Regions from separate parts of the Homo sapiens genome. Here region 2 is linked to region 1. A link is a loop called in an ENCODE intact Hi-C map of the cell type or tissue named here. Cell type or tissue: Calu3. All regions are shown on one strand.

Evidence for each region. A loop is a pair of places that touch in the nucleus more often than their neighbours do. Peaks named below come from ENCODE experiments on the same cell type or tissue, not always from the same donor. Only the 100,000 strongest peaks of a DNase experiment are listed, where the experiment ranks them.
Region 2: it touches region 1 in a loop (5-fold over the local background); 3 of 110 quality-filtered maps call a loop at or near these places.

What each region holds. Positions count from the first base shown.
Region 1 is chr2:224,969,868-224,972,367 of GRCh38, reverse strand. All of the region lies in intron 1 of DOCK10 (dedicator of cytokinesis 10), which reads left to right. Among named protein-coding and RNA genes, the nearest start is that of MIR4439, 39 kb to the left of the region's middle. In Calu3, no CTCF peak of the experiment used is centred here; a DNase peak (open chromatin) is centred at 957.
Region 2 is chr2:224,881,586-224,884,085 of GRCh38, reverse strand. The region is part of intron 7 of DOCK10 (dedicator of cytokinesis 10); the gene reads left to right. Among named protein-coding and RNA genes, the nearest start is that of MIR4439, 130 kb to the left of the region's middle. In Calu3, no CTCF peak of the experiment used is centred here; no DNase peak of the experiment used is centred here.

The sequences.
Region 1 (2,500 bases):
ATTCATTTGGTAGATTATCTGCATCCTTAATATTGGTCACTGGGTAATCAAGGGCCTTCTTTGCTTTCATACACTTTATGAGAACTGAGTAACCCACAGATTACCTTAAAATTCTGCTTTATGAATAATTGGAGGAAGTGAACATGGAAATAATGTCCAAAAATAATAGTTCTTTGCTGAGCACTTCCAATTCTGATAGTCACTTTGCTACAAACTTTGCACAGTATTCTTTATTTGTTGCCACAGTCCCTCTGAAGGATATTGTGATTTTTGTTCCAATATAGTTAAGGAAGAAATTAAAGCACACGGAGTAGCTCTGACCAATTGAAATATAACATAAGCCACATATGTAATTTTGAATTTTCTAGGGGCCATATTTGAAAAAGAAAAAAAGCATATTAAGTTAGTTTTAATAATATATTTTCTTTAAACCTATATATCCAAACTATTATTATGTTGGCATGTAATCAATATAAAAATTATTACAATACTTCATAGTTTTTTTCACGCCAAATCTTCAAAATGTGGTGTACATTTATACATATAACACATTTCAATTTGGATGCTAAATCTTTAATCACAAATATTTGTTCAGTATTCAGATTTCATAAAATTTATAGTTGAAAGAGTAAATTCATATTCCAAAGTTTCTCCAAAACTAGTTAAATGTTTTCCAGTTACTAGATAAAATAATCAATTCTTAAAGTTAAATCAAAGTTAAATAAAATTAAGTAAAATTAAAGATTTAGTTTCTTTGTCACACTAACCACCTTTCAAGGACTTCATAGCCACTTATGGCTAGTGGTGGCTGCATTGAACTATGAGGTGTAGCTATTACTGCATTTGTCCAAAGTCACCCATCCGGTGTGGCCCTAGGCAAATGTGTACCTGCCACCTTCCCTGCAAGCCCAGCCACACCCACCTCTTTCACTTCACACCCTGCTACAGTGCAACCGCGCCCATTCCTCCCATTCCACCCACCTCCTCTCCTCTCTTCACCTGCAATCTGGCCATGCCCACTTCTTTCACTCCACCCACCTCCCCTCCCCTCTTGCAACCCAACCACACCCTCTTCCCACTGCACCTTCCTGCCCTCCGTGTCTCTGTTGACTCAGGTCTGGGATCTCTTGCAGTGGCATTTTTCTGTTCAATATCCAATAATACAGTGGCATTATTCTGCTCAAATGGTACTTCTCTTTAAAAGTCAGGGTTTTTAATATAGATTATATAGAATAAAATGTTAGAAATTTGATATTATAGAATCCAGCTGCCTCACTGGAAGATGAAATCCAGGCCCAAACAGGTAAATTGACTTATCTGTAGCTTCTACAAAGTTGCTGGCAGAGCAAGGGTATTTGTTCAGGTCTCAAAATGATGAGACCCACATTCTTTTTAACTACATGGTATTTCCTCCTCTTAATCCAGAAATAATGAGCTATAGTTCCAAGGTATGTGCAGAATTTTAAGTGAAACTACATAGATGCTAGCTACAAAATACAAAGTAATGTCAATAGCATAGCAAATCCTATCCAGTTTCTGGTTATCTTAGAGGAATAAATCCATTTGGAGATGAAAGCCAATTCTGTCATAGGGATTCTTGCTCCAAACTAGTTTTTTGACTTTTCTTTAAGGATTAAATACAGAGATAATGAGTTCAAGTTAATCTGTAGAGTAAAGCTATGAGCAGAACAGATGCTGTGGAGATACAGAATGCAACTGTGGGGGCTCATGGGTCCCACGGCAGAGACAACAAAGAGAAAAAAAGGGAAAATCACTTTGTTGTAATCTCTTCGGATTGAAGGGTTTATAGAATTCTATTTTGGGAACAGACATCTATCTCTGTCATGTTGCAGAAGTCTGAATCCGGAAATGTCGTGCTAGAACAGAAACAGAATCATATAATGACAAAATCTGGGTATTGATATCAGGCTTGTTGTGCCTTTTGAGAACTGTAGGACTTCGGATAATTCCCTGAGTTCCCTGAGCCTCAGTGTCCTTATTTGCAGCATGGTGGGGATTCCTCACAAAGCTGTTGGTGATGATCTAAATGAAAACTGAGTAAAAACACTGATCACAGTGCCTGGATCACTGAGGGACTGCACCTCTTTTTAATCTGTAAAATGAGGAAAATACCTGCTGCCCACCTGCATCATAGAAATTTAAGTAATTACTTCTACAAGTAGAAACATACTGTTTATTAGATTGGATTAATTCTGGGGAGACGTTTTGACACACATGACTACCCTTCAGTTCTCCACTAATAAGGAAACTAGAATATTAAATAGAACACTCATCAGGTGAACAGAGTTGCTCAAAAAGACGACTCAGTGAAAAAGCCAGTGAACCCAATGATATTCCCCAAATGAAAGCCACTGGGGGAAATGAGTGAGCCAAAAGGCAGAGAAAGGGATCAAGGACAAGGAGAGATGTAGACAAGGAAGAGGCTCCTCGAGCAGGGAAAGAAATTAAGCATGAAACTAAAGTGGCCTGTGGTTGTTAA
Region 2 (2,500 bases), 88 kb after region 1:
TAATGGAGGGTGGAGGCTATTTTCTACTGTTGGTCACAAAGGACACCTTTTGGCCTTAGAAACATGAAGTAAAACGTTAGCAGTAAAGATCAATAACTGCATTTTATAGACATTGAGCAGAAAATGTTAAATATTATCCTTTCCATTTGTACTTGAAAGCTTTCTCTAGCAAATGAGTCATCATTTTTTAAGAAGTACCATTGTAGTCTTTTGTTATATATTAAGTTTGCAGAAACCCAGGTTAATATGCAATATTTTTCTTCTTCAAAGAATCATAGAACTTATTGCTCTAATCTGACCTTCCTATGGAGGAACTGCTTCTCCATCATCTCTTACTTAGATTGTGTTTCAGTCTCTGCTTAAACATTGTCATGGAAAAAAAGGAGTATTGAAGGGAAAACACAAGCTTGGGATTCATGCAAGTCCGCATTCAAATCCTAGTTTTACCATTTACTACCCAAAGACTTTGAGTAAGTTACTTGACCAATTTGATCTCAGGTTCCTCATCTGTAAAACTAGAACAATGTGCTAATATGTGAAAAGAACTGGGAGATAGTGTATTTAGCCTTTCTCCCCTAATTCTTCCATTAATTTCAAAGGTCACAACCTAGGATATAGACATTCCATTATGGGAAAGTCTTCCTAGAAAACCTTGATTTACGTTCCGGATATTTTTTCCTAAGTGTGTTAATTTATCTATGTCTTTATTTATTCATTAACCTACTGATTCATTCAACAAACCCACTTAGTGCCTATGACATGCTAGAAACTACACCCAGGTGTGGGGAAGTCAATTCTTTATTGAAGTCAGAATCAGAGAGGGGCATCGCTACTTGCTCACTATCACACGATATCTCGAGAGCGATGATGGAGGTATGAATGGCAGAGACCATGGAATGCTCTGGGAACATGAAACAATGATGAACTCTTTCAGCTCAGGCTGTAAGTCTGTACAGAAAAAGCTGGGCCTGTCTATAATATTCCCCAAGGTAGATTTGGCATATGTATCTTTTAAAGAGTTCACCTCTATCCCTGCATTTATATTCCTCTTCATCAAGAAGCTTTATCCAGTATTCTCTACATCCTTTGTAGAGGCAGGGACCAGTTTCTTGGGATCACTCTGGGGAGACAAAACCTGGGTCACTTGTCACTTTGTGTGTGGGTCCCAGTTCTTACATATTTGCTTATAGTTCTTCCAGATGTGTAAGTTTTTACATCTGGAGAGAATTTGAGTGAAATAGTGCCAGTTTAACCATAGTTCTAGTAAGCTCTCAGGCATGAAATGTGCCTGAAGATGAATCATGTACACACAAAAGCACAGAGCAAATGAATAACTAGGATGAATCAGACCAGTTTTATGAAGAATCATTGCCAGGTTCCGTTGAATCAAACAAAAAAGAGGAACAACGTCTCTGCCTCAGAAAGTACTACTTAGCATCCAGCATTCTTAGGGAGTTCAAGTTCATTATAATCTTTAGTGAATATGCCATTTCAGTTTGATTCATTCAGACTTAATCCATATCATCGTTTTCCTTAGAATACTTTGGAATTCTTAGACGTATATTACAAGGGTGGCTCAAGTAGAGAGAAACTCCTTCCCAGCTTTCTCAGAGACTTTAGGTAATGTTTATGACTGACAATTTCCTGAATCTTGGCCAAAAAAAACACAAAACAAAACAAAGCCTAATCATGGTTTTCTATTTTTTCATAATATCATCAAAGAGTATTAGATATTTTTTATGGGCCTATGCTCCCAATCTGGAAAAGAACTTGGTTTTTGCTGCTTCAAGTTTTTTCTTCTGGGACTAAGAGATATTTAGGCCTGTGTTATCCTATCTTGTTCCTTCAGTTCATGTATTCATTCATTCATTCTCACATTCATTCATCTATCCATCCATTCATTCCAGGTTCTGCCACTGTAGAAGAGAATGAACAGCCCAAGAATCTCATCTGTTTTAGGTCCCTATCTCAGCAATGATAATAAGCTGATGTCACTTTAGACAGGCTTACATGGGTGTGGACAGTGTGGTGGACAAGGCTCATTTCCTTGAGTCTGCCACCATGTGGATATGGGTTCCAAGACAGTGGCTTCATGTGACTAACCAAAGGCTAGAAATGCAGATACCTCCTGTAGGTCAAGCAGCCCCCTGCATGCATGAAGAGAGGCCAGGTGTGAGAAACAGATGCAGCTTGGACTATGTAGACGTGGAGAATGCCTGCCTACAGAAAGCAAGTCATATTGGGAGCAGGGGAAAGAACATTACAAGGAAAACAAATCTAGAAGCCAAATATGACCCGTAAGCCTCGCATTAGCAACTCAAGTTCTGAAAATCTCACTTCCGAGAACAATAAGAACCAAAATTATACTTGTGGTTTTCTTCATCTAATATATTATTTGACAGCACTTGATGGAACATGAACTATGATTGTTCCATTTATTAAAATAAAATTCAGAGAGGTAGAGTGTCTTTCACAGGTCACAGAGCTAATGAATTGCAAA